3 separate regions of the Homo sapiens genome follow, and regions 1 and 2 are each linked to region 3. Evidence: chromatin loops called from intact Hi-C (ENCODE). Cell type or tissue: OCI-LY7. All regions are shown on one strand. Each heading gives the region's core, and the rest is flanking DNA. Links, peaks and the distances in the headings are about the cores only. Region 1 overlaps HRK (harakiri, BCL2 interacting protein). Region 2 overlaps SPRING1 (SREBF pathway regulator in golgi 1). Region 3 overlaps RNFT2 (ring finger protein, transmembrane 2).

Region 1 (9,957 bases), core at 1,771-6,770, 58 kb after region 3:
CCCAAACCCTTAACCAACTTCTGACCTTCAGAAAAGAAATGGGTATTGACACAGAAGAGCAAAATCTGTGTTCTGGTCAATGCAACTTGTAATATCAGGTGGACACTCAAAAAGTCCACAATGGTGAGCCACTGTCCCTAAAAGATACTTGTGTAGGAGGTGGGTGGGTGAGGACTCCTCTAATGCCCCAGGGAGGGAGAGTGATATTTTATCACTGTCAGAAACATAATAATAGGAGAACATGAGATCAGCTACATACATTGTGAAAACCAGTCACAGTTTCATTTTTCTGTGACAGTATTGGGTAAATCACCCTTTCCTCTCACCATCAAAACAGAAAAGAATCAAAATAAGAAGTGGAGGCTGAGCTCGGTGGCTCATGCCTGTAATCCCAGCACTTTGGGAGGCCAAGGCAGGTGGATCACTTGAGGCCAGGAGTTCAAAACCACTCTGGCCAACATGGTAAAACCCCATCTCCACTAAAAATACAAAAATTAGCCGAGCGTGGTGGTGGGTGCCTGTAATCCCAGCTACTCAGGAGGCTGAGGCAGGAGAATCGCTTGAACCTGGGAGGTGGAGGTTGCAGTGAGCTGAGCTCGCACCACTGCACTCCAGCCTGGGTGACAGAGTGAGACTCTGTCTCAAAATAAAATAGAAGAAGAAGAAGAAGTGGAAAAGAAGTCCCCAGTATCCAAATGAAGGCGGCTAAAAAAAAAAAAAAAAAACGAACAAAAAAACAGGAACTGGGCTCTAAGAGATGCGCAGGGCCAAAAAAAACCCAAAAAAAAACAAAACAGGAACTGGGGTCTAGGACATGCGCACGGCCTAGGACCATGGACAGCAGCCATTGGGGCCAATGGGCTCCCCAGAGAAACTTCCTACTCAAGCTACACCAATAACAAAGAGAATAGGAAACGGACCCCCAAATTTGAAGAGATTGTATTTGTTTGTGGGAGATCAGGTGGGGGTGAGAAGCTTCCAGAAAGGACTGGATCTCATTCGGAGTGTTGAAGTCCCGGGGGCTCCAGTCCCAGCGGTTCCTGGCTCCCCACTCTCTGAGAGCAAGCAGCACCATCAGAAATGAAGAGGCAAAAGTCTCTTCATCTCATTATGCAGCAAGCTACCTAAACGATGATCTCAGAGGCCTCCCTCTGCTTGTACGGTCACACACACACACACACACACACACACACACACACACACACACACACACTGCTGTCTGCTGAAACCCGATATGAGGTCTTTTTTAAAATTTATTTCAAAGCCTCCCTCCCTTTCTCTCTCTCTCTCTTCACAGACGCTCTGCAGTGAAGCTAATCAAAATCAATGACTCCTTGGCAGCCAGAGAAAAGTGGGGGAGCGGTGGAGGAGAGGGAGGGATGTTGCCAGCACTTTGCACACTGTGGAAATATTTTTTAAAAAACAAGAACCACCCCACTATCTCATGCAATCCAAGTAATACAACAGGAGAGATGGTGGAGACAATATATACATATATATCATGCTTCAATTTCCTAATACAAATGTCCATCAAGAAGTCAAATCTCATATAAAAACAAGCATTAAAAACAACCCCGTGTCAAAAATCGGGGCAGTCGAGAAGTGCACTCCAATGAATGATGTGCAAGGAAAGGTCAGGATTCGATAAATACGTGGTCTCTAATAAAACAGGAGAATATCTACAAGGGACTTGGCTGAGAAGCTCTATCAGGAGGTCGTGGGTGCCCCAGTTCTCTCAGCAAAGTGGCTTCATTGAAATCAAAATCACCCAAAATGCCAACCCCAGCGTTTGGAGTTTGTATCCTCCAGGGGAAACATCAAAAGCCAGTAGGCAAGTCGGGGCTGAAAAAGGGATCCTCTCACCTTTCATCTTCTCCTGTGTCTACAGGTGGTCAGCATGCCCCCACTACGATCTTGAAGGTACAGCCTTAAAGAAGCAGAGAACTGTGATTGGATACAGCTGTGTAGTAATGGACGCCCCTCCCCAGAAAATGGGGGGAGCTGGAAAGACCCTAGTCTGTGGCTAAGAAAGTGATTAAATAGAAGCAGTGACTGTATTTCATATTATTCTAATGAATTTGCCTTCTCTAAGTTCGTAGCTTTGTGGGAATATTACCCACTGCTCTCTGCAGTCCCCAGCTAAGCGAGGGTCCCCTGCAAACATCAGCTAGGGGGAGGGCACGAGTAATGAGGAGAAACACGTTCTCCCAAAATAAGCATTATTCTTCTTTTTTTTTTTTTGGTTTGCTGAGTTCAAAGCTGCGGGGTGGGGGAGTCTTCCCTGGCATTCAGCAGCCCTGGGGTTGCATTTCTCTTTAAAGGGCTATTTAGGAAAACACAAGGAACGGATTTTAAAAGGAAGACAGAAAGAAATCCAGCTCCCAGCTTGCAGCAGCACTGAGAGGTTGTACATTCTAAAGGACCTGGTCATTTACAGCAAAGCCTATGGAGGGATAATTCCCATTTCAGCCGCATCCACCTTAACAAATGTGGATCCCACTGCTGGCTTCTTAGAACTGTACAGCAAAGCCTGTGGGGGGATAATTCCCATTTCAGCCGCATCCACCTTAAACATGGATCCCACTGCTGGCGTCTTAGAACTGGAGCGGTGTCTGCTAACCAGCCTGCTGGACCCTCTGTCTATAGGTACCGGGTGGTGACCTGCAAATCCAGCCTTGGAGAATGACCGTCCGAATCTGCAGCCTGACACCTCGCCACCTCGGCTTTGAAAATGGCAGTGTGTGGTATCCTGCACAGAGGAAGAATACCTGCTTATGTTGGATTTTTCGAAAATGAAAGCAAAAAATAATCACTGCTCCCTGAAGAGTCTTTGCAGCCAAGTCTCCGTCCAGCACACATCTTTTTTTAGCCCTTCTAGAAACTTCTGAAAATAGTAGCTTATCCTTGGGGGGAAAAAAATCAGACCTCTGTCAATCAGTGAGATGCTGGTGCATTTCATTTAAATGGCCCACTCCCTCCCACAACATCCCCCGGTTATAAATCATCTTTGAACAGAATGTAGCCATTTCTTGGCTCTTTAATCCATAAAACCTAAACCCTGAAATCCCCTTGGGGAGTGGAGGAGGCTGTGGGCTGAACTCCGAGGACACTTTTGTGGGGGTGGGGGAGATAGCAACCAAGTCATGCATGAGGTCAGCTTTCTGCCTCATAACCAGCAAGCCTCTCAATGCCATCCTCCCTCCTAGACCCCAAGGTTTGCTCCAAACCACCTCTGGATATTCGTCCCCAGGTAGAAGAAGAGAAGAGACTCTCAAGTGGCACTTTTGCAACTTGTCCCTTAAAAAAAAAAAAAAAAGAATCTGAAACAGCAAAATAGAAATCTCTCTTGTCCCCTGGCCTTCCAAGTCTGTCAACAGAATACCACAGCAGCACCAGCAGGAACGCACTTAGCACCAGCAAAATTTTAAGTGAAGCACCAGAGACACAAAAATCCCATTTCTCTTGACGTGACAGTGGGATCTAGCGATCGACCTAGGTAAGTACAGAGGGAGAGGCTAGGACGAGTCAAGAAATGGAGGCATCCCAGACTGCCCCTACACAATCGGTCCCAAGTCCTCACTTTTTTTTTCTATCATGCCTTTTGCACTGTTACCTCTTATTCCACCAGCATCTATCCCCAGGCAGTTGGCCGATGCTGGGGCTAATTCCCACCAGTCTTTGCAAATAGTTTCTAAGTACACAGCAGGCATCTCTCTTCTGGCGCCCCAGACATTACAGAATATCAAAGTTCACATCGCAAGGTGCAGAAAAGGAAGGCAACCACGTCCTCAACAAGGCATGCACTGATACGTAATATTCATATTTTCTTTTTTTATATATATAGAGCTGTATGTAAATAGCATTGGGGTGTCTGTTTCTGCAGCTGGATTTCCAAAGGGCTTCCCCAGTCCCATTCTGTGTTTCTACGATCGCTCCAGGCGCTGTCTTTACTCTCCACTTCCTTCTCGAAGTGCCAACCGCGGCCTTTCAAGCTCTGGGCTCCCCCTCTGGAAAACGGGAACCAGCTTTCTCCAAGGACACAGGGTTTTCACCAACCTGCAGAAATAAAGATTGGTATTTTGGTCAGTGCAGACAGCTGCTGGGGGTGACGTCAGTGCAGTGGGCCTCTGCACGCTCAGCCCCGGATGTCGGGAGGGGGAGGAGGGAGGGGAGAGCTACTGGATGCAAAGCTCTGGTTTTGGAGGAAGGATGCCTCAAAAGCTAGTCTTGGCACTCTTCCCCTTACCAGAATCTCTGTCTATGTAGCAGCCTTCCCCAAATAGACATTTGTGCGTGCACACACACTCCCCTCTCTGCTTTTAGACCTAGATATTTACATAGGCATCTTCAGAGATGTTTTTAAAAAGAAGAATCTAGAGACACATGAACTTTTTGCTTCTCCAAATTCAGAACAGGACCTTCCTCGATTCATTTCATAGACCCAGATTCAAGAGAGAGTTGTAGGGCAGTCTCTGTTCTCTTTTGTTTGTTTGTTCGTTCATTCATCCATTCACTTATTCCCAAGTATGCCAAGTGCCATACTAGGGGCTACAGGTTCAATGACGTAATTCTTGCCCCTTGAGGGGCTCAGAACCAACAGGGAGATGGGAAGAAGTGGATAATGACAGTCCCATGTAAAGAGCACATGCAGTCTGGGGAAACGTGGTCTATAGGAGCCCAGGGGAGGCAGCTCATAAGGGAGACAAAGCAGACTCCTCAGAGAGAGTGGCAGGCCCCTGCTGACTATTGAAGAGTGCCAGGAAACTAACCAGGATAAGAAAATGAGGCATCCTAGGCAGGGCAGAAAAAACAGCCCATACCCAGGAGCATCCACCACAGAATGCACAAAATGTGTGCACAAATGCTCATGGCAGAATTATCCATAATAGCAAAATACGGAAACAACCCAAATGTCCATCAACTGATGAATAAACAAAATGTGGTCTTTCCATACAATGGACTATTAGTCAGCCATCAAAAAGGAATGAAGTATTGATACGTGAAGATGGATGAACCTTGAAGGCATCATGCTAAGTCAAAGAAGCCAGACACAAAAGGACACATATTGTGTGATTCCATTTATATGAAATGTCCACAACAGGCAGATCTTCTGGGACAGAAAGGAGAATGGTGGTTGCCTAGGGCCGGGGCGGATAGGAGGAATTGGGGAGTGATACTCATGCGCATGGGGTTTCTTTCAGGGAAACGAAAATTTTCCAAAGTTGACTGTGAAGATGGCTGCAAAATTCTATGTATACTCCTCATCATTGACTTGTACACCTTAAAAAGGTAGGGTTTTTTGTTTGTTTGTTTGTTTGTTTGTTTGTTTGTTTGTTTTTGAGACAAGGTCTCGTTCTGTTGCCCAGGCTGGAGTGCAGTGGTACGATCTCAGCTCACTGCAACCTCTGCCTCCTGGGTTCAAGCAACCTCTGCCTCCTGCCTCAGCCTCCCAAGTAGCTGGGACTACAGGTGCATGCCATCATGCCCGGCTAAATTTTTGTATTTTTAGTAGAGACTGAGTTTTGCCATGTTGGCCAGACTGGTCTTGAACTCCTATCTTCAAGTGATCCACCCACCTCAGCCTCCCAAAGTGCTGTGATTACAGGCATGAGCCACCGTGCCCAGACTTAAAAGGACAGATAAGGTGGCTATAAGTTAGCGGGGGAGATAAGAACGTATCACCCGTTATTCTAAAGCAGGTGGCATATGAACGAGCATGTGGGTAATACACACCAAGTGATATAGGAGAGAAAGTGGAAGGGAGATCACTTTATGGCTTCTGGGTTTGAAAAAGTCTGAGATGTTGACTTGCATGAACTGTAGCAGCTGGTACCCTTGACTTCTGGCTTCCTTCTGGGTTTGGCCAACAGGAGGCACTAATGGGAAAGTAAGATCAGGTGTTTGTTCCCCAGCTCCCCTCCCACTGGTCAGAGGTTGGCCACAGCCGCTGTCTGGACTCTGGTACAGTGACACCCTCCTGGAGACTCCAGGTCCCATTCCTTACCCTGGCACCTTCAGGCCAGGGTGGGAATAGCTCCCCTCTATGGCCAAGCCTGGGTACTGCATTCACTCTCGCTGGTTTCCCAAACCCTGCCCACGCCTTTGCTGTTGAAGCTGTCCTAAATTCTCCTCTGATTACTGAGTTTGGAAACACTTTCTGCCTCTTACTCGGGCCCTAATGGATACATCTGACTGCATGAAAGATATGAGTCATAAACACATGGACCCCATAGTCTATGTCAGCTGACAGTCACAAGGATCCAAATCAGTGACTTCAAACCTTTTGCTTTTTTTTTTTTTTTTAAAGAAACTGGGTCTCGCTCTGCCACCCAGGCAGGAGTGCAGTGGCGCCATCATAGCTCACTGCACCCTCGACCTCCTGAGCTCAAGCGATCCTCCCACCTCAGCCTCTAGCTGGGACTATCGGCATGCACCACCACATCTGGCTAATTTATTATTTTTATTTTTTCTTTTAGAGACAGGGTCTTTCTATGTTGCCTAGGCTGGTCTCAAACTCCTGGCCTCAAGCAATCGTCCCGCATTGGCCTCCCAAAGTGCTAGGATTACAGGTGTGCGCCACCACACCAGGCCAATTCCCCTTCTATCTCACGAGGGCACAAACACAGTAGGAACTCTGCATTGTTATGTAGCCACCATATATTTTCATAGAATATGGAATTAGTCATCAATCAACTCAATTGATAAATACATTCTAAATTTAGTTTATGAAACCAGCTTTTGTAACCCCTAAACATCTCTGTTGGTGTCTAGCCATAAACCTACAGAATGAAAGTCAGTGTAACCCTGCAGCATTAGCCTAAAATAATTATGCTGCCTTAAGCACAGGTGGGATGGAAGGAGAGACAGGAACACTTATTAAGTACCTATTATGCTATTGAGTGTGTGGACATCGTGCTAAGCATGGTTATCCGCACCAGATAAGGCCAGGTGCCTGCTTTAAATTTGCCTCCAGGCTTACTGGAAGGATATGCCATGCCAGAGACCAGTACTGTAAATGACCAATATCTGGAGGTGAACCAATAGCCTAGAAGTCAGAATGGGGTTACAATTACCAGGGAAGCTTCAGCGCGGACCCAGGATTTGATCAGGACCTAGAACACACACACATATTTTTTCCATATTTGGAAAAAGGAAGCGTGGCTTAGGTGGGGGAAGGGCCCAAACAAGACCAAGGACAGTGATAAGCATGGCACAAACAGGGAAGCGTGATGAGCAGGGAACTGTATCAGAAAGTTGTAGGAATTGAGGCCAGGTGCTATGGCTCACGCCTGTAATCCCAGCACTTCAGGAGACTGAGGAGAGAGGATTGCATAAGCCCAGGAGTTTGAGGCTGCTATGGGCTATATTTTATATATATAGGGTTTCTTTCTTTCTTTTTTCCAAGCAGCAGTAGTAATCGTGCAATTTAAAACTATTTTTAAAACATCAAGTCCATCAACCCCTGTGAGCCACTGCCCCACCCTTGGGATGTGTTCCCTTAAACTTGGCTCGTAAAGAATTTTCTCAGATGCTAACTCACAGCCAAAACTCGTGGCTGAAGTGATTCATGAAATACCTTTGAAAAAATGTCCCTGTTTCCATTTTTCATCCACCGTGTGAGGGGGGAGGCGGGCAGAGAGGGAGAACTTGAACCCACAAGGTCCTGCCTCCGTGGGCTGCAGTGATGTTGTGCCGCTTTGGGTATGGAAGGTGAAAGCTGAAAACCGTAAACCCCAGTGCAGCATTAGATGGGGCAAGAGGCTTATTCCCTTTTTCTGATGTCAGCAAAGAATTAGGACTCTTGGATTCCCTCCTAAGAGGCCCCAATTTTTAATTAAAAAAAAACCTTGGCCGGGTGTGGTGGCTCTTGCCTGTAATTCCAGCACTTTGGGAGGCCAAGGAGGCCAGAAGTTCGAGACCAGCCTGGGCAACATGGCAAAACCTCATCTCTACTAAACATACAAAAATTAGCCAGGTGTGGTGGTGCACACCTGTAATCTTCGCTACTCAGGAGGCTGAGGCACGAGAATCTCTAGAACCCGGGAAGTGGAGGTTGCAGTGAGCTGAGATCATGCCTCTGCACTCCATCCTGGGCAACAGAGCCAGACCCTGTCTCAATAAGTAAATAAATAAATAAAATTTAAAAAATACCTTTTTTGCCCTTGCTATTTGCACAAGTGATAAGTTACAAATTCAAACAGCAAAGAAGAATATAAAAATAAAAGGAAAGCCCCTTCAACCCAACCCTTAAGCCCCACTCCCTTTCCCAGAGGCAGCCAGTATTACCGGCTGGTTGTGTAGCCTCCCAGAGTATTTTCTGGTCATTTGTATACGCCATGTCTCTTTTTTGTTCTTTTCCTACCATTAGGTTCCCAGAGCCCAGCACAACGCCCAGCGTATACTAGGCGCTCAATTCATTATCTACTGAGGGAGAGTAAATAAGTGGCAAACGAATAAAGATGACAGGCTGGGTGTGGTGGCTCACGCCTGTAATCCCAGCAATTTGGGTGGCCGAGGCAGGTGGATCACTTGAGGTCAGGAGTTTGAGACCAGCCTGGCCAACATGGTAAAACCCCATCTCTACTAAAAATACAAAAATTAGCCAGGTGCGGTGGCGCACACCTGTAATCCCAGCTAGTCAGGAGGCTGAGACAGGAGAATCACTTAAACCCGGGAGGCAGAGGTTGCAGTGAACTGAGGTGGTACCATTGCACTCCAGCCTGGGAGAGAGAGCAAGATTCCATCTCAAAAAAAAAAAAAAAAAAGCAGTTTCTCGCATCTTCTGTCTTTGGTTTCAGCAGGTTGATTTTGACCAAGGAGTTTCAATGGTACCAATCATCCTAGTCCCTAAGACTTGAAGGAAGGACTGGGCATGGTGGCATGTGTCCCTAATCCCTGCTACTCAGGTGGCTGAGGCAGGAGGATTGCTTGAGCCCAGGAGTTTGAGGCCAACCTGGACAATATAGCAAGACCCTGTCTCAAAAAAAAAAAAAAAAAAAGACTTGGAGGAGAAGCTCTCCATGCAGAATCCTCTTGAAAAGAAGATTGCTCCGGTCCATGTTATCCCTTAAATCTCCATCTGTATAGTTCATGTCGGCCAGGTAGGAAGCTGAGTGCACAGGAGACTGTGGAAAGGAAGCTGAAAAGATGGCTAGGTTGTGATGTGTGAGGAAGGAAGAGGCCATTTGGCAGCCTCTGGAAGAAGTATTTGCTCTCCTTGGCCCAGCTCTCTTCTATCAGTGAACAGTTATCAATGCTATCAGCTACTAGATAGTGATTACTTAAAGTCTATGGAGAGAGACCTGAGCTCCTACCCACTAGGAACTTACGGCAGGTGGGCCTTGGAAGCCCAACTCGCTTGACTTTCAGAAGGGTAAGCAGTGAGAGTTGGGTAGTAGCTCAGCTCAGCACAGAATCAACGCCAAAACAAACAAACAAAAAATACAGACTCTTCTTAAGGCAAACTGTGGCCTGTAAGATAATGTTGCCCATGTCCCATGTCCCACATGTTATACTATGCACATTCTTTGACCTAACAATTTCACTTTCAGGAACTTCACTTTTTGTTTGCAAAGTTGTCCAAATATGAATGTCCCCTGCCGGGCACAGTGGCTCACACCTGTAATCCCAGCACTTTGGGAGGCCAAAATGGGAGGATCACTTGAGCCCAGGAGTTCCAGACCAGCCTGGGCCACATAATGAGACTCCATCTACACATATACAAAAAAAAACTTTTTTTTTTTTTTTTGAGATGGAGTTTCGCAATTATTGCCCAGGCTGGAGTGCAATAGCGTAATCTTGGCTCACTGCAACCTCCGCCACCTTGGTTCAAGCTATTCTCCGGCCTCAGCCTCCCAAGTAGCTGGGATTACAGGCATGCACCACCATGCCCCGCTATTTTTTTTGTATTTTTAGTAGAGATGGGGTTTCACTATGTTGGCCAGGCTGGTCTCGAAC
Region 2 (9,957 bases), core at 2,640-7,639, 95 kb before region 3:
GATTCAAAACCAGCCTGGCCAACATGGCAAAACCCCATCTTTACTAAAAACACAAAAATTAGCCGGGCATGGTGGCATGCACCTGTAATCCCAGCTACTCTGGAGGCTGAGGCAGGAGAATCTCTTGAACCTCAGAGGCAGAGGTTGCAGTGAGCTGAGACCACACCACTGCACTCCAGCCTGGGTGACCCAGTGAGACTCTGTCTCAAAAAAAGAAAAAAAGAAAAAAAAATTAGACAAATTGAACTTCATCAAAATTAAACTTCTATGCTTCCAAGAACGCCATCAAAAAAGTGAAAAAAACCAACCACAGAAAGGGAGGAAATATTTGCAAATCTGATCTAGAATATATAAAGAATTCTAACAACTCAAAAATGAAAAGACATAAAAGCTAATTTTAAAATGGGCAAAGGATTTAGATACATCTCTCTCCAGAGAAGATACACAAATGGCCAATAAGCACATGAAAAGATGTTCAACATCATCAGCCATCAGAGATGTGCAAGTCAAAACCATCCTGCGATAGACCCCACTTTACATCCACTAGGATGGCTATAATTTTAAAAAGCAGACAATGACAAGTGTTGGCAAGGATGTGATGAGAAATTGGAATCCTTGTACATTGTGGGTGGAAATGCAAAATGGTATAGCTGCTTTGGCAAACAGTCTAGTAGTTCCTCAAAAGGGGAAACACTGATCAAATTTGACCCAGCAATTCCACTCTTTCATATCCCAAGAAAACTAAAAACATAATTCATGTCCACGAAAAACTTGGACATGAATTTTAAAGCAGCATTATTGGCCAGGTGTAGTGGCTCACGCTTGTAATTCTAGCACTTTGGGAGGCCAAGGCGGGCAGATCACTTGAGGTCAGGAGTTCAAGACCAGCCTGGCCAACATGGCGAAACCCTGTCTTTACTAAAAAAAAAAAAAATACAAAAATTAGCCAGGCATGGTGGCACATGCCTGTAATCCCACTATTTGGGAGGCTGAGGCAGGAGATAACTTGAACCCGGGAGGCAGAGGTGGCAGTGAGCCAAGATCGCACCACTGCACTCCAGCCTGGGCAATAGAGCGAGACTGTCTCAAAAAAAAAAAAAAAAAGAAATAAAGAAAAGAACAGAAAAAAATCATTATTCATGAGAGCCAAAAGCGGAAACAATCCAGATGTCCATCAACAGATGAGTATTTTAACAAAATGTGGTATAGCCACACAATGGAATACTATTCGGTCATACAAAGGGATGGAGTACTGGTCCATGCTACAACATGATTGAACCTTGAAAACATCATTTTAAGTGAAGGAAGCCAGACACAAAAGACTCTACTAAAAAGACCCTGTCTCCACTAAAAATACAAAAATTAGCCGGGCATGGTGGCATGTGCCTGTAGTCCCAGCAACTCGGGAGGTTGAGGCAGGAGAATCACCCAAACCCGGGAGGTGGAGGTTGCAGTGAGCTGAGATTGTGCCACTGCACTCCAGCCTGGCTGACAAGAGCGGAACTCCATCTCAATCAATCAATCAATCAATCAATCAATAAAATTGATAGTGGTAATGGATGCACAACTCTGTGAATAAAGTCATTGACTTGTATACTTCAAATGGGTGAATTGTAAGTAAATTATATCTCAATAAAGCTGTTACCAAAAAATCAAATGCTAGACTATTTAACATGGAAAACCATTCCCATTACATTGTTAGGTGAAGAAAGGGAGAGAGAGAGAATGGGGCCCCAGGGCTGCTGGGTTCCATAGCTCCCTGTGAATGATGGCCCTTGGAGATGCAGAATGAAATGTGGGATTTCACCCCTCTCCATGATCCATGCATGCGTGGTGGAAATTGACTCTGGCTGCCCAACTCCGCAGTGGCGTGCAACTCACTTTCTCTCCAACTCATCCTTCAAAGCCCTTTAAGGGATATTTGGTTACAACATGGTAAAATATAATGAGATTCCAATTTTTGTTTCTATTAAATATATTAATATATAAGCGCATGTGTGCATGAAAATAGATACACATCAAAGGATAACAGTGGTTGTCTACAGGTAGAAAGGTTATGGAGCTTTTATTTTCTCCTTCATATTTGTATTGCTCTAATTTTCTGTAATGCAGTGTATTAATTTGCAATTAGAAAAATATATATATGTATTTTAAAATGTGTCTATAACCCCAACACTTTGGGAGGCCAAGGTGGGCAGATTGCTAGAGTCTAGGAGTTCAAGACCACTTTGAGCAACATGGCAAAACCCCGTCTCTACAAAAATACAAAAAATTAGCCGGGCATGGTGGTGTGCACTTGTAGTCCCAGATACTCCGGAGGCTGAGGTGGGAGGATCACTTGAGCCTGGGAGGTTGAGGCTGCAGTGAACCGTGATCACACCAGTGTACTCCAGCCTGAGTGACAGAGCAAGACCCTGTCTCAAAAAAAAAAAAAATTAAAAGATAAAAATAAAAACATATTGTTTTATTCTGTAAGTCTTCTCTGCCTGCCTCACTCACATAGTAACACTCCTTTTATCCTCACATTTATAACCCTGTTTAACAGGTAGTGGCATAATTGCTTATCTTCTCCAACAGACATCTGAAGACAGATATCATTCCTAATTTATCATTCCATCCAAAACCCAGAAATGCCTGCCTTTGATATGCCTGGTGAACATAGTACGCATTACCAAATACTAAGCAGTATCTTCTGTGTGAAGCCTACATTAAAATTTTATTCAAGACTTTGTACCCTTTGAGGAGACAGTAATACAGTCCCTTCAATGCTTTATATTATCATGAAGGATTATTTCCCTTTTTGCCCTTGCTGCCAGGAAGCTTACTTGCATCAACTGTGTTGCTGGCTTACAGTTGCACATCTGATTCTAACTTTCTTCCTTGAGTCTAATGTGTGGCATTTCCTCAACTTCTTTTTGAAAATAAACCAGCTACACTCAGTGTAGCTCTATGCATGAGGTAGGAATAAATAAATAAATAGTGGCTACTCTGTTGAGGATAAAATATTTTCTTTGGAAATCCAAAGTGGTATTTTATCCTAAGAGGGATGGTAGCATCAACATCTAAGGGTGCTCAGGCACAATGTGTCCAGAACCAGAGGCTTGGAGCAACTCAGTTTTAAGCCCCGGAAGGGATGAAGCATCTTCCAGTTCTGTATACTCCCCAAGTACCTACACAGAGCTGGGCGAAGAGTAAGCACCCTTTAAATACCTGCTGCGTGAATACTCAGGGCTCAAAATTCCGTATCCTTGCCATGCAAGGGGTCACAAAGTTTAACCCAGGGTTTCTCAGCCTTAGCACTTCTGACACTCAGGCCAGTGAGTTCTTTGTTGTGGGCTGGTTGTCCTGGGTGTTGTGGGATGTTGAACAACATCCTTGGCCTCTACCCACCAGATGCCAGTAGCACCCCTGCACATAAATTTTTTGACAATCAAAAATGTCTTCGAACATTGCCAAATATCCCCTGGGGGCAAAATCTCCCTCTGGTTAAACAGCATGGGTTTTTGCCAGGTGTGGTGGCATGGGCCTGTAGTCCCGGCTACTTGGGAGGCTGAGGTGGGAGGATCACCTGAGATCAGGGATTGGAGACCAGCCTGGGCAACACAGCAAGATCCCATCTCTAAAAAAAAAAAAATTAAAAATTAGTCAGGCATGGTGGCTCATGCCTGTAGTCCCAGCTACTCAGGTGACTAAGATGGGAGGATCACTTGAGCCCAGGAGTTCGAGGCTGCAGTGAGCAGTGATTGTGCCACTGCACTCCAGCCTGGGCCACAAAGCAAAACTTTGTCTCAAAACAAACAAACAAAGAAACAAAAACAACAACAAAATGTCTTCAAACATTGCTTGAAGTGGGTGGTGTAAAATCTCCCACTGATTAAACAGCACTGGTTTCAAGCAACACCTTCCAGGTCCTAGAAGCCACCAACTACAATTCTAGAATACCAGGGCTGGAAGGACCCCATGCATTATCCTGTTGACATCCTTTCATAGACAGGCCAATGGGCCCAGAAATAAGAGACTGAGGCACAGCCCCTGCCCACAGGAAACAACAAAGGGTGATCAAAACGTGCCAAGGCAACGCGCTGCCCCGGCCCTGCTTGCACGCAGATTGGAGTTGCAGGTGGCTCCTCCATGTCATGGTGTAAACTTGTGCTAAAATTAACCTGAGCGTCTGAGACTTCCTCTATAAAATGACAAAAAAGAACACCTGGCTGGGCGCGGTGATTCATGCCCTGTAATCCCAGCACTTTGGGAGGCCAAGGTGGGCAGATCACCTGAGGTCAGGACTTCAAGACCAGCCGGCCAACATGATGAAACCCCATCTCTACTAAAAATACAAAAATTAGCCAGGCATAGTGGCATGCACCTGTAGTCCCAGCTACTTGGGAGGCTGAAACAGGAGAATCGCTTGAACCCGGGAGGCAGAGGTTGCAGTGAGCAGAGATCGCGCCACCGCACTCCAGCCTGGGTGACAGGACTCCATTCCAAGAGAAAAAAGAAAAGGAATGCCTGGCTGGGTGCAGTGGCTCACGCCTATAATAATCCCACCGTTTTGGGAGGCTGAGGCAGGCAGATCACTTGAGCCCAGGAGTTCAAGACCAGCCTGAGCAATATATCGAGATCCCCATCTCTACTAAACATTTTTAAAAAATAACTGGGTGTAATGATGTGTGCCTGCAGTCCCAGCTACTCAGGAGGCTGAGGTGGGAGGATCACTTGAGCCTGGGAGGTTGAGGCTACAGTGAACCAAGATCGCGCCACTGCACTCCAGCCTGGGTAACAGAGTGAGACCCTGTCTTGCTCTCTCTCTCTCTCTCTCTCTCTCTCACACACACACACAAAAGAAGAATGCTGGTCTCTGAAGATGGGGATGGGACGCTGCACGTGCAGAGTGGCACATGGCAAGTGCTTCATAAATGTTTTTCTTTGTCTGAGTATGAATGGTTAAGAGGCCTATCCCACTTTTCGTGTTGGCGGAGGGTGCAGGAGGAAGAAGGGGGTAGCTGTGAGTATTTATTTAAGCCTTGGGTCTTCTCTGCACCAGCAGCATGCCCAGTTCCCTCTTCTGCAAGGGCTACTTTCCTGAGTCCCTGTTCACAAAATCGCCCGGACCCAGGAAAGAGTCCTGATCTGTCATCCCCACCAGATGGTTCTCATCTATAGAAACAGCTTCATTGTTTTCAGGAGAGAGAGCTCCACGCAGGCACGGGGCCCATAATCTCTAGACAACGATCACATTGAGGACAGAAAACCTATGGCATTGGTGCCACCAAGTGGCACAGAAAGCAATTGTCGGTGTCTGTGCCACCCGCGCTGCCTTGCTCTCCACTTTCCATCTCTCCATCTTCTCCTCCTTCCCTTGAAATCGCACCGCAAGTGTCATTTGACTACACTGCCATCCTTCGAGGTCTGAAAGGGCTGCAGTGAGAAGAAAGGGCTTTACGATCACATGTGACTCGGCTCTGTAGTTCCTCCCCGTGCTAAATCAGGTCAATGAGCTGATTTGTGTCAAATAAATTAGCCCAGCCGGCTGCTAAGCTGCTCCAAGCCTATCTGTCTTGGGCTTCCAGGTTGGCATTTAGCAGGCTGCAGGCACAGCCCAGGCAGGTATGGATGCCACGGACGGAGCTCGAGGAGCACGCCCTGAAGTGCTGCCCAGATGCAAACCTCCCGGGAGAAACTGAGTCCAGCACGTGCCTAGGGAAGAGAGCACAGTGGATTCCAGCTCCCGACATCCTGCTGCAGATGCCACGGAGCATTTAGGAACATCTTTAGAAACTGAAGTCCTTTATACCCTCGAAAACCACCATGTAGACCAGCAGCTTGACAGGGCGGAGCTGGCTGGTGCTGGGGGAAATGTGGACTGCCTTGAGCTCAAATAATCTTACAACACCAGGTAGCCAGTAAGACGGTCCACAGATCCTCCCCTAGCCTTTTTATATTTTACATTTCTGCATTTAGCAATTCACTAAAATAAATGACAGGCTCAGGAGATCTGGAGTGCAGTTTTCCCGATCTCTGCTCTCTCAGGAAAGTCGAGTCACGCCGAGAGACACCCTGCCGTGACAGGTTTCTTCAGCATCCCTAATGCAGGTCAACTCCGGCCGCGACAAATGCCTATAATTTATTTGTGCAGAACAAAAAGACTTCCTTCCCCACTGCATAAAATCAGACAAGGAAAAAGCAGGCAAAGCTAAACTCCTGTGCAATTATGAAAGGGTTTTAACCTCTAACTGGGCTTCAATCTTCCAGGCAGGATGATAGAAGTGGAAAGTGCGCTTGCCTGCTCTGCAAATGAATTCGCTATCATTGGATTAAATCAATCTAACAGGAGCTAATTATTTTAAAATAATATGGACAGCAGGGTCCTACCTTTATTTACATACAAATACAAAATCCACGTTTATATACAAAATACAGGCAAAACGCTCCAGCGGAACTTTAATTAGTGGTTATCTCTAGGGGCTGGGAATCTAATTTGGCACAATTTAATTTCTTTGTAAGTTCATACATTTTAAGGTTTCTGCCTGGTAATCACAAAAGCAGAGAAAGGAAAACCTTTTACTGAGCTGAGCAATGCCTGTAGAAGCCCTGCTTAGTAGGAGTTCCAAGATGCTCTGTGTATCTCAGGTGAAGCACACCTAAATAATTGAGCACTGCATTAAGGCTCAGAAACGTAGTACCGTTGTGTGCTTCTCTGCCAAAAGGCAGCTATTTTTATGACAGAAAACACAGCAGCTGTTTTCACAGGTGCAGGGCAGCAGTACATGGGAAGTTGGTCCCAGCAGAGAAGGATATGGTGTCTCTTTAAAACTGGAGGAGGAAGAGGCAGAAAATGGTGAGCCCCAGTTGAAATCTGCAAGAGAGAAGGAGGAAGCCCTGGTTTGGAGAAAAACGGGCTCCAGATGGCTGGGCTACATTTGTCCTGTGAAAATCAAAAGCCTGGGACCCAGCCGCTGGGATACGAGGGCTCTGGTCTTGCTTTAACAGCCAGGGGGACTTTTGGCTTGTTACAAAAATTGGAATTTGGATCTGCAAGATACGCTAGCCATCACCCTTAATTGACAAATGAGGAAACCAAAGCCGGAGAGGGTAATTTACTCAAGGTCATTAAGGTCAGTGCTCTTGTCAATAAAATTAGGATATTGCTCACATACTTCATACTGCTTTTGTTACACACACACACACACACACACGCACACACAGAGCCAATGTATGGAAACATCCCTGAGAATATATAATGTCATCACATTTACTATTCAAATTAGCATCAACTGGTCAAATATTTATTCAGGTAGTAACTTACTCAACATTTCTATCTTGACATCCCCCAGTACAACTTAATACAATGCCCCAATCCCCACAGGACAGGACAACACTCTCTCTCGCTCTCTCTCTTCCTTAAGAATAGTGAGATGTGGCCAGGCGCGGTGGCTCACTCCTGTAATCCCAGCACTTTGGGAGGCCGAGGTGGGCGGATCACGAGGTCAGGAGATCGAGACCATCCTGGCTACTAACACGGTGAAACCCCGTCTCTACTAAAAATACAAAAATTAGCTGGGCACGGTGGCGGGCGCCTGTAGTCCCAGCTACTCGGGAGGCTGAGGCAGGAGAATGGCGTGAACCCAGGAGGCAGAGCTTGCAGCGAGCCCAGATCGTGCCACTGCACTCCAGCCTGGGCGATGGAACGAGAATCCGTTTCAAAAAAAAAAGAATAGTGAGATGTGACCAACATAGCCTGGAATCTTAAATTACTGATAATGGTGATTTCTCATTTAGACAACACTTTTTTCCCCTCCTCAGACAGGGTCTCACTCTGTGGCCCAGGTTGGAGCACACTGGCGCAATGACGGCTCACTGCAGCCTTGACCTCCTGGACTCAAGCCATCCTCCCGCCTCAGCCTCCTGAGTAGCTGGGACTACAGGTGTGCACTACCATGCCTGGCTCCTTTTTTTTATTTTTTGTAGAGACAGGGTCTCCCTATGTTGCTCAGGCTGGTCTCGAATTCTGGGCTCAAGCAATCCTCTCACCTTGGCCTCCCAAAGTGCTGGGATTACAGGTGTGAGCCACCACACCCGGCTGCCAACACCACTTTCGATTTTGGGATAATCTGGGTGCACAGTGATCAGAAGCTTACCTACCCCACGTTGCATAAAAAAAAGTATGAATTTAAAAATTCCAAGAGTAAACTACCCTATGAAAACCTCTGGCAGTGCTGATGAAAACACATTTCTGGTAGTGATATGTCTTGGTCCCTCTGGTCTCACAGAATGTGTAGTCCTGAGAAAAAATAAACCTGGACTCTTGGTAAAATATTTGAATAATTAACTGCTTTGCTCATTGGTTGTAACTGGCAAGTCATTCTCTTTACTACATTAAAGTCTGCACTTTCATTTTACAGACAGTCCTACAGTTCAACTCCAACATCAGGGACTGAGTCGTACACAGGAAGATCACTGAGTAGGTTCTGTGGAGACGCAGTCGGCCCATATGCACGTCACCACTCGGCTCCCAGCTCAGGTGCAGACCAACGGCGACCACTTGCTCCACTTTGCTCTGTGACAGCAGACGAGGTAAGGCATGTTGCAGATACATGCTGAATATAGGGATGCCTGTACACAAAACTGCACTCATGCTGTGATAACACGCAAAAGGTCACACACTGGAAGAGCCTTGCCCAACGAACGATAGACTAACAGGCCAGAGGCGGGGAAAGCTTCTCGGAGTCCCACTATCTTCTTTGTTTTTATTGCTCCTACTTACTTATGTGATACCTTTTTAGTAGAATGACTAGTTTTCTAAACAGAACCTGTAATGACAGGCTCACATTTCTTCCTCAACTCCCACCTCCAAAGCCACTCCATTCAAAGAACTGCTGGTGAGGTGCTGGGGAGTCAATCCGTCGTAGAGGGGAAGCGTTCTACCCCTCCAGATCCTTCTGCAGACAGGAGGGTGTCTGCATTCGGCGGAGTCCAAGAGTGCGGTGAGGACACAGTGGCAAAGGAATAATGCCATTCCTTGAGGCAGCGCTGGGCTAGTAGAGACCTGTGAGGAAGTAATGTGTCCTGTGGGGATTTCAGGGTAATTTAATCAGCAGCACTTCAGCAGGGTAGAAAGCAAGGGCGGGGAAAAATAATGAAGTCAGCACTCAGCTACCAGGAGCTCCTCTGTTCAATCTAACGGGGAGATATGACCCCAGAGCAGGGCTTCCCTCCCTCCACCCGGCTCCCACTTCCAGCCAGGTAATTCTGTGTCGTGGGGGCTGTTGGGCACCATCCCTGGCCTCCCTCCACGAGTGCCCACAGTACTGCCCTCCTCCCCACCTGTGACAAAAATGTCTCCAGACATTGCCAAATGTTCCCTGGGGGGCAAAATTGCCCCTGTTGAGCACCACTGCCCTAGATGAACTGGAAAAGTTGGTTTGTGAATATGTGAGCTTAGTTGTTTCTAACACAGGGCTGAAAAACAAGAGAAGGGGACAAAGGCTGCTTTCATATAAAAATGTACTGTAGTAATCAGTAAGAAAAAGAAACAACATTGGCTAAGTCACGAATAGGCATTTCACCATATGTACATGATAAATGGCCAATCAAAATAAGGAATGGGGCTCATTCTGCTGGAAATTAAATACATTCAAACAAGAACAGAGATCCATTAGCAAAATGTTTAAAAATAATATCACAGGGTTACCAGGGGTATGACAAAAATGGACACTTCCATACACACTAGGTGAATATATTGGTGAAAATAGTTCAGATAAACATACAACCATGTATGTAAAAGTATTTATCATCAATGCATTATTTGTAGTAGCAAAAACAACAAGCAGCCTTGGAAACCAGTTAATGTCCTCAGCAGGGAATTAATAATATTATTGTATATTCATGAAATTGACACCATGTGGCCACACAAATGCATTACACAGGCCTCTATGTAACATAGGATATTCATTAGAG
Region 3 (9,957 bases), core at 2,475-7,474:
TCTTTTTTTGGTAGAGACGGGGTTTCACCATGTTGCCCAGGCTGGGCTCGAACTCCTAAGCTCAAGCGATCTACCTGCCTCCGCCTCCAAGTGCTGATTACAGACATGAGCCACTGTGCCTGGTCCAATCATAACAGTACCTACATGTGTTAGTTTTCATTTACTGCCTAACAAATGACCACTGACTTAGTGGCTTAGAAAACACTCATTTATGAGTTCACAGTTCTGTAGGTCAGCAGTCCAGGTCAGCTTGATTGAGTTTTCTACAAAGGGTCTCACAAGGCCAAAAACAAGGTGTTGGCCAGGCTGGGCTCTTATCTGGAGGTTCTGGAGACAAGTCTACTTCCAGGCTCATTAAGGTTGTTGGCAGAATCAGTTCTGTGTGATCGTAGGACTTGAGGTCCTCCATCCTTGCTGGCTGCCATCCAGGTCACTCTCAGCTCCTAGAAGCCACGCTCCAGTCCTTGTACACAGTTGCCACCATCTTCAAGCCAAAAGCAGAGTGCTATTCTTGTGTCTGACATTTCTCTGACTTCCTTTTCCCCAAGCCCAAGAAAACTCTGCTTTTAAAGGGCTTAGGTGATTAAATTAGACTCACTGGGACAGCCTGCTAACCAACTAAAGGGTAACTGATTAGTAACCTCAATTATATCTCCAAAATCCCTTTTATCGTGTAGCCTGTAATATGATCTAGATGTGATATTTCATTACCTTCGTAGTACTGGGCATTAAGATGGGAAATTTTGCTGGGTGCCCACCGCACTATCTCAGAGGGTTGTTGTGAAAATGCAATTGCACATCTCTTAGTATGCAGTATTTATAAGTTAGCTGTGTTTTTTTTTAACAGCGGTTGTGTGTATTATGGAAGTTGTTTGGATTTATCAAGGATTTTTTAAAGGGATTCCTCAGCTGGGCACGATGGCTCATGCCTGTAATCCCTTTTTTTGGTAGAGACGGGGTTTCACCATGGGAGGCTGATGTGGGCAGATCACCTGAGGTCACCTCGTGTCTACTAAAAATATGTACCTGTCCCTTGGAACTTACAGTCCAGTGATGAAAATGATGGCCTGGATAATTAGGGGTAGTGTGGTGATACAGTTTGGATGTTTGTCCCCTCCAAATCTCATGGTAAAAAGTGATTCCCCATTGTTGGAGGTGGCGCTTAGTAGGAGTTGTTTGGGTCACAGGGGTGAATCTCATGTGAATGGCGTGGTACCCTCCCCAAGGTGATGAGTGAGTTATTGCTATATTAGTTCATGCACGATCTGACTGTTTAAAAGAGCCTGGCATCTCTTTTGCTTGCTCTCTCAACATGTGACACACCTGCTCCCCCTTCACCTTCTGCCATGAGTAAAAGCTTCCTGAAGCTTCACCAGAGGCCGAGCATATGCAGGTGCCATGCTCCCCCTACAGTCTGCAGAACCATGAGCCAAGATAAACCTCTTTTCTTTACAAATCACCTAGTCTCAGCCGGGCATGGTGGCTCATGCCTGTAATCCCTGCACATTGGGAGGCCAGGGCGGGCAGATCATTTGAGGTCAGGAGTTCGAGACCAGCCTGACCAACATGGTGAAGCTCTGTCTCTACTAAAAATACAAAAAATTGGCCGGGCACAGTGGCTTACACCTGTAATCCCAGCACTTTGGAAGGCTGAAGCGGGCAGATCACCTGAGGTCACGGGTTCAAGTCCAGCCTGGCCAACATGGTGAAACTTTTCTCTACTATAAATATAAAAAATCAGCCGGGCATGGTGGTGGTTGCCTGTAATCCCAGCTACTCGGGTGGCTGAGGCAGGAGAATTGCTTGAACCCAAGAGGCGGGAGGTTGCAGTGAGCCGAGATAATGCCACTGCCCTCCAGCTTGGGTGACAGAGCAAGACTCTGTCTCAAAAAAAAAAAATGGTTTAAAAATGCAAAAAATTAGCTGGCACTGTGGTGCGTGCCTGTAATCCCAGCTACTCAGGGGGCTGAGGCAAGAGAATTGCTTGAGCCTGGGAGGTGGAGGTTGCAGTGAGCTGAGATTGTGCCGTTGCACTCCAGCCCAGGTGACAGAGCAAGACTCCATCTTAAAATAAAATAAAATAAAATAAAATAAAATAAAATAAAATAAAATAAAAACCATTTAACAGATAAAACAGAGGCTCAGGGAGGCTAACCAGTTTGTGAAGGGTCACTGCTGGAAGGTGACAAAGTAGGACTCAACTCAGCTTGACTGGGTGACAATAAGAATAACAGCTGATACGTCTAGGATTCTCTTCTTGTTTGTGTATTTATCCACTGTGTGAAGTGCTTTATTTGCATGATTTCATTTGGTCTTCTCAGCAACACTCTGAGAAGGGAGGTGCTGTTATTGTTCCCATTCCACAGATGAGGAAACTGAGGGCCAGCAAGGGAATGCCACCCAGCAGTGAGCAGCAAAGCCAGGGGGTGCTGAGCCCAGGGGGTGCCCTGTCTGCCTGCAGCTGTTATTGAAGATGTCCCTTTTCTCACCGTCAGGTTTTACTGGAACAGAAGAGAAAGCCAGTGAGATACTAATCATTAGCAATGTTAATATTACCTGATATTTAGTTGGCTTTATGCTTTTACAAAATGTACCTCCCTTTCTGTTGCCAGGAAGATTCTAGAGCATGTAGCAAGAAAAGCAAGTAATTGTCTTTCTCTGCAGCCCTGTGGAATCGTCGAAAGAGCACATACTATACCCTAAAATTAAACCTAGATTGAAGTTCTAGCTCCTTCTGCCTCTGAGACCTTGATTAACCTCATTGAGCCCCAGTTTCTCTGTCTTTAAAATGGGAATAGCAGGACTTAACTCATAACACTGTTGTGAGAATTAAATTAAATAACACAAGTCAAGTGCTGGCTGGTTAGTTAATTATTGTCATTCTGAGGAAGATAAGAGCATTAGCAGCCATCTGTTTATAATTTAAAGTGAGTAAGAAAGTTAGAATCTAACCAAAGTCAGGATCGAACAGAATACCGTTTTTCAAACTATGTTTCTGGGCCCTTAGGGAGATGTTAATAGGCATTTTATTGGTTTGTTTGTTTTCTGTGGGGTTTTTTTTGTTTGTTTGTTTGTTTGTTTGTTTGTTTTTTTGAGACAGAGTCTCACTCTGTTGCCCAGGCTGGAGTGCAGTGGTGCGATCTTGGCTCATTGCCACCTCCGCCTCCCAGGTTCAAGCGATTCTCCTGCCTCAGCCTCCTGAGCAGCTGGGATTACAGGCACCTGCCACCATGCCCAGCTAATTTTTGTATTTGTAGCAGAGATGGAGTTTCGCCATGTTGGCCAGGCTGGTTTTGAACTCCTGACCTCAAGTGATCCACCTGCCTTGGCCTCCCAAAGTGGTGACTTAAAGGTGTGAGCCACTGCACCCAGCCTAATAGGCATTTTATAAAAAGGTGTTCTATGGTTAAATAACTTTGGGAAATGCTCTGTATATTATCCCCTACTCACACACTCACATAGTAAAGGCTCTGAGAAGTCCCGCAATAAAGAAATTCATTTCACTTTGTTTTCTCTGACACATTTCCAACTTATTAAGCATGGGACCCTTTTATTGAGGAGCACAGCATCTTGCAGACTCTAGTTCAGGAGTCGGCAAACTACAGGTGGGCCCACTGCTTGTTTTTGTAAATAAAGTTCTGTTGGAAACCAGCCATGCCCATTTATGTATGCATTGTCTGTGACTTTCACTGTACTGTGGCAGAGTTGAGGAATGATGACAGAGACTCTGTGGCCCACAAATCTTAAAATATTTACTGTCTGGTCCTTTAAAAAAAAGTCCGCTAAAACTGAAGTTAGTGTAAAGATGGGGGCAGACATTGGGAATGATGTAGCCACAAGACAAACAATGCCACCAGCCACCAGGAACTGGGAGAGGCAAAGAATGACTTTCTTCTCTAGAGTCTCCAGAGGGAATGTGGCCCAGCCAACACTTTGATTTGGGCCCAAGGAAACTAATTTTGGACTTCTGGCCTCCAGATCTGGGAGAGAATAAGTTTCTTTTGTTTCAAGCCACTCAGCATGTGGCAATTTCCTACAGGAGCTACAAGAAACTAATGAACAGGTGGGCCTGGCGCAGTGGCTCATGCCTGTAATCCTAGCACTTTGGGAGGCCGAGCCAGGAGGATCACTTGAATCCAGGAGTTCGAACCCAGCCTGGGTGGCATGGTGAAACTCTGTCTCTACCAAAAAAAAAAAAATTAGCCTAGCACGGTAGCATATGCATATAGACCCAGCTACTCAGGAGGCTGAGGTGGGAGAATCTCTTGAGCCTGGGAGGCAGAGGATGCAGTGAGCCGAGATCACGCCACTGCACCCCAGCCTGGGCAACAGAGCAAGACCCTGTCTTAAAAAAAAAAATCAAAAACAAATACACAGGTGTTTATGCCACTTGTATTTGTCAGAGAAGGAAGTTGGTCCATCTCATGAGCGACATTCACAACAGCAGAGGAAACACCTGGTCTTGTTATGCCAGCAGTGGAGGTTATAAAGTCCTCTGGGTGCAACCGACACCACCTGCCACGGGGGTGATGTTTTATACTCTCCCTCCTCTTGTTCCAGTTGTCATTAGTTGCCTGTATACATCTGAGATTTTTCATTTTTAGGTTATTTTTGAATATTTTAAAATTATAAAATATTTCAACTATACAGAAAATAATATATAATGGGGATCTCCACACCTACCATTGAGATTGAACCTTTTCCATGCTTGCTTCAGATCTTCCTCTTTCCTTTTAGAGAAATAAAAGCCACTCCGCTGACCCCACTTACATCCACTGTATTGTTTCCTGTCTGTATTAATCAGGGTATCCCAGGTGCTGCTGTCAACAACACCAAAGTCTCAAAGTTGTCACCCAACATTCTTTTCAGCTCATCAGAGTCCAGTGGAGGTTGGCCAAGGTGCTCTGCTCCAGGCAGTCATTTAGGGATCGTGGCTTCTTCCATGGAATGAAATCACCATCCCCCAGGATGTTCTCATAGGACAATTTCTCAACTTGAGGTGTATATAAAAGTCATCTGGAGAGCCTTGAGTAGCAGGGGGATGAGACCTCAGTCTCCACTGGAACCTCAACATCAGGGGGCCAATGAGGGAAGGGAAACTGGAGAATTACATGAAAGGTTTTTGGCCCAAGGCAGTGGTGCAGAACACTTCCACCCACATTCTTTCCTTGGCTAGGACCCAGTCAGAAGGCCTCACCTAACAGCGGATAATCTGGGAAACTTTTGTCTTACTGAGAGCCTGGGGGAAGATTAAGTGGGACTTGGGGAACCATGGCAGTATCTCTGCCACATCCTTTGAAATGTGTATTCCTTCTCCTTCCCTAGACGTTACCACTGGTTCCTTACTTTTACTACACATTTATGTCCATAAACAAAATATGGTGTTGGTTTTGGTGCATATCAAATTAACATAGCTTATATTCTACATACATCCTTTTGCAACTTGTGCTGTTACACAGTGTTGTGTTTTTGAGGTTTGTGTGTATTCTTGCTTCTCAAAGTGCAGTCCCTGGACCAGTAGCATGAGCACCTGGCAACTTGTTAGAAATGTAAAGCCTCAGACCCCACCCCAGACCTACTGATTCAGAAACTGTGAGGTGGGGCCAGCAGTCTGTGCCTTTCTAAATCCTCCAGATAATTTGAATGCACACTGAAGTTTGATAACCACAGATCTTTATTAATATGTGTAGCTCTAGTTCTCAGTTTATTCATTTTTCAGCAATATGTAATATTCTTTGGTTTATTCATCCATTCCCCTAACTCATGAGCAATTAGATTGTTTCTTTATTTTTTTACCATTATGTATATTACAGTAATGATCATCTCACTACATATGCACAAAAGTTTCTCTAACACAGCCATCTAGAAATGAAATTGTTGAATTTTAGGATTGAGTAGCTTTAGCTTTATCCAGAATCCCAAGACGGTTCTTTCTCGAGGCAGGCTGGGTGCGGTGGCTCACGCCTGTAATCCCAGCATTTTGGGAGGCCACAGTGGGCAGATGACCCCTAGGAGTTCAAGACCAGCCTAGGCAACACGACAAAACCTTGTCTCTACAAAACATACAAAAATTAGCCAGGCATGGTGGTACATGCCTGTAGTTCCAGCTATTCAGGAAGCCGAAGTGGGAGGATTGCTTGAGCCTGGGAAGTAGAGGCTGCAGTGATCCACGATTACACCACTGCACTCCATCCTGGGTGATGAAGTGAAACCCTGTCAAAAAAGAAAAAGAAGCTATAGCAATTTACACTTCTTCCAATGCTGGATACAAGTTGTTTTTTCTTGTTTTCCTTTAAGCTTTTCGCATTACTTTGAAATCCCTTATCTTCAAGGTGTACTAGAGACACATTATCAAGAAAGGGTTAAGACATTGTCTTTTTTTTTTTTTTTTAGAAGTTTTAGATTTAAACATGGACACAGAACCTGGCTCCATCACTTCCTCTATCGCCCACTGCTTGGTGGGTTTACTTCTTGATGTTTGATTTTTCTTTGCCTAACAGAGGTAATAGCGGGCAGTTCTCTCTTTTTCCTAATCTTGATGGGAGTGCCTCTAGGATGCCTGTAACAGACAAGGTTCGCCAGAGAAACAGAACCAGTAGAATATATGTACATAGATTTATTTTAAGGAATTGCCTTGTAGGACTGCAGGGGCTGGAAAGTCTGAAATCTGCAGAACAGGCCAGCAGGCTGAAAGCTCTTGGAAGGAGCTGATGCTGCATTTTTTGTTGTTGTTGTTGTTGTTTTTTGACACAGCGTCTCTCTCTGTCGCCCAGGCTGGAGTGCAGTGGCGCAATCTCAGCTCAGTATAACCTTCGCCTCCCGGGTTCCAGCAAGTCTCGTGCCTCAGCCTCCTGAGTAGCTGGGACCACAGGTGTGAGCCGCCACACTGGCTAATTTTTATAATTTTATTAGAGACAGGGTTTTGCCATGTTGGCCAGGCTGGTCTCGAACTCCTGGCCTCAACTGATCTGCCTGTCTCGGCTTCCCAAAGTGCTGGGATTACAGGCGTGAGCCACGGTGCCCAGCCCTGATGCTGAAGTCCTGAGGCAGAATTTATTCTTCCTCGGGGAAACCTCAGTCTTGTTCTTACAGCCCTTCAGCTGATTGGATGAGGTTCACCCAGGATATCAAGGAAAATCTTCATTGCTTATGTCAACTGATTGTAGATGTTAACAACATTTACAAAATGCCATCACAGCAAAACCCAGATCAGTGTTTGATTGCATAACTAAATACTACAGCCTAGCTAGCTGAATCGAGACATTAAACTAAACATATAGTCCCCCTTTAAACAAGAGGGCAGCTTTGAAGCTGGCGCTGATGTTTTATCATGTTAACAAAGTATTCATCTTGGCTGGGTGCTGAGGCTCATGCCTGTAATTTCAGCACTTTGGGAGGCCGAGGTGGGCAGATCACTCGAGGCCAGGAGTTCGAGACCAGCCTGGAAACCCCATCTCTACCAAAAATACAAAAATTAGCCAGGCATGGTGGTGCATGCCTGTAATCCTAGCTACTTGGAAGGCTGAGGCATGAGAATAGCTTGAACCTGGGAGGTGGAGGTTGCAGTGAGCCCAGATGGCACCACTGCATTCCAGCCTGGGTAACAGAGTGAGACTGTCTCAAAAAAAAAAAAAAATATATATATATATATATAGATAGATAGATAGATAGATAGATAGATAGATTCATCTAGTTTAATCTAGTAAAATGTTTAAAATTAAAGATGGTTGTTATGGCCAGGCACAGTGTTTCACATCTATAATCCTAGCAGTTTAAGAGGCTGAGGCCAGGAGTTCGAGACCAAGCCTGGGCAACATAGTGAGACACCTTCTCTATAAAAAAAATTAATTAAAAAATTAGCTGAGCACGGCGGTGCACACCTGTAGTCCCAGCTACTCGGGAGACTGAGGATCCCTTGAGCCTGAGAGTTCGAGGCTGCAGTGAGCCATGGTCATGCCACTATACTCTCCACCCTGAGTGATACAAGAGACCCTCTCTCAAAAAAAAAAAAAAAAAGCTGTTGAATTTGATCAAAAAGCATTTGATTTTTCTCCTTTCATCTGTTGCTATGAAGAGCTGCATTATTAGATTTTCTATTAATCCTTACATTCAGTGAACCCCTCTTGATCATAACCTCTTATTCTTTGAATGTACTTCTGGATTCCGTGTGCCACTGTTCTGCTGGGATTTTTGCTCCTCATTTGTAAAAGTTCTTAAGTGTTCCTCTCCCTTTTTACATGGCTTCCCGGAAATGGCTCCCGTCACTTTCACTTAGATCTCATTGGCCACCACTCAGTCACACTTACCGCATGGCAGGCTGGGGAGTGTCATCTTGTGGCTGGGTGCCAATGGCCCTAAGCAAAGATTGAGACGCTTATTTTGAAAGAGGAAGGGGAGAAGGAATATCGGGAGGCACTAGCAATCTCTGTACCGGGGTGATTATCCCTTGTCTATAAATGAGAGACTGGAAGCTCAGCAAGGTGTGTTCACTTATCCAGGGTCACACAGCAAGTCTGTGGCCAGGCTGTGACTTCAGAGGCCAGGTCTTCCAGATGCCAAGGGAGATGCCATTAGGGACCCGTGATAGTAATAAAGTAAGAAATATTAGATGATAATACGACGGAGTAATAATAAATATCCAGTGTCCCTAGTACTGGTCTAAATGCTTCATTAACATGAACTCATTTCATTCTCACAACAATCCTATGAGGTAGACACTCTTAATGCCCCCAATTTGCAGATGAGGAAACTGAGGCACAGAGAAGGTAAGTGACTTGCCTGGGGTATGTAAATGACAGGGCTTAGACTCTAAGACTCTTAATCACTGCATGATTCTGCCTCTCCCCGCACCATTCCCCACTCGCACTCCCCTGACCCAGAGACTGCAACTCAAACAGCAGCAGCCACTGCTCCCTGTGCACCTGCAGAACCATCGAAACTGCTCCCACCAACCCAGGCACCATACACCCTTGTCCCCAGCCTCCTTACATCCTCTTCCCTCAACTACCCTGGTACCCTCCTTTTCTGTCTGTGGGGCCTGCACCTCACTTTTTCTTGAGTCTGTGTTTTTGTTTTGAGATAGGGTCTTGCTGTGTCACCCAAACCGGTGTGCTTTGATGCGATTGTGGCTCACTACAGCCTCAAACTCCTGGGCTCAAACGATCCTCCCACCTCAGCCCCCTGAGTAGCTGGGACTACAGGTGTGCACCACACTCAGCTAATTTTTTAATTTTTTCTTTTTAAGACAGTTTCGCTCTTGTTGCCCAGGCTGGAGGGCAATGGCACGATCTCACTACAACCTCCGCCTCCCAGGTTCAAGTCGTTCTCCTGCCTCAGCCTCCCAAATAACTGGGATTACAGGCGCCCGCCACCATGCCCAGCTAATTTTTGTATTTGTTGTAGAGATGGGGGTTTCACCATGTTGGCCAGGCTGGTCTCAAACTCCTGACCTCAGGTGATCCACCTGCCTTGGCCTCCTAAAGTGCTCGTAAGCCACCACACCTGGCCTAATTTTTAAGTTTTTTATAGCAACGGGGTCTTGCTGCATTGCCCAGGCTGGTGTTGAACTCCTGGCCTCAAGAAATCCTCCTGCCTTGGCCTCCCAATGTGCTGGAATTACAGGTGCGAGCCGCTGCATCCAGCCTTCATGTTTTGTTGCTGTCCTTGTGTTTTGTTTTGTTTTTCCCTTCACTCTGCCCCCTGGGAGACTCCCAAAGGCTACATTCTGCCACCAAGGGACGCAGCAGGGACAGGGCCCCAGCAGGCACCTGGGATTTCCCACACCCCACCCTCTACTGGATGAAGATGGTGGGGAGGTTTTGGGTGATTTATTTATTTATGTAGTCCCGCCTGGCTCCACACCCCCCAAGCTGTTGTTCCGCCACTAGAGAAGATGAAAAACAACCTCAGACAATGGAAGACAAGGCTTGCCACATGGCCCCCGCAGTTTAATTTCCT

The links. A loop is a pair of places that touch in the nucleus more often than their neighbours do. Peaks named below come from ENCODE experiments on the same cell type or tissue, not always from the same donor. Only the 100,000 strongest peaks of a DNase experiment are listed, where the experiment ranks them.
Region 1: a loop joins it to region 3, with 8 times the contacts of the local background. A loop is called at or near these places in 7 of 110 quality-filtered maps.
Region 2: it touches region 3 in a loop (11-fold over the local background); 4 of 110 quality-filtered maps call a loop at or near these places.

What each region holds. Positions count from the first base shown.
Region 1 is chr12:116,857,411-116,867,367 of GRCh38, forward strand. It overlaps HRK (harakiri, BCL2 interacting protein), which reads right to left. Exons shown (of 2, transcript NM_003806.4): 2 at 1-4,056. Among named protein-coding and RNA genes, the nearest start is that of HRK, 19 kb to the right of the region's middle. RefSeq lists an enhancer at 6,074-6,368. In OCI-LY7, for the core only: CTCF peaks have their summits at 6,004 and 6,225; DNase peaks (open chromatin) are centred at 1,851, 3,140, 4,181 and 6,061; H3K4me3 peaks cover 3,375 bases; H3K27ac peaks cover 4,197 bases.
Region 2 is chr12:116,703,833-116,713,789 of GRCh38, forward strand. SPRING1 (SREBF pathway regulator in golgi 1) reads right to left here. Exons shown (of 5, transcript NM_024738.4): 5 at 6,339-9,957. Among named protein-coding and RNA genes, the nearest start is that of SPRING1, 29 kb to the right of the region's middle. RefSeq lists enhancers at 3,990-4,039, 5,340-5,519. In OCI-LY7, for the core only: a CTCF peak has its summit at 5,293 (motif pointing left); DNase peaks (open chromatin) are centred at 4,129, 4,869, 5,249, 6,729 and 1 weaker place; H3K4me3 peaks cover 3,518 bases; H3K27ac peaks cover 4,943 bases.
Region 3 is chr12:116,798,747-116,808,703 of GRCh38, forward strand. The region is part of intron 7 of RNFT2 (ring finger protein, transmembrane 2); the gene reads left to right. Among named protein-coding and RNA genes, the nearest start is that of RNFT2, 65 kb to the left of the region's middle. In OCI-LY7, for the core only: no CTCF peak of the experiment used is centred there; DNase peaks (open chromatin) are centred at 3,645, 4,465, 4,805 and 5,545; H3K4me3 peaks cover 2,666 bases; H3K27ac peaks cover 5,000 bases.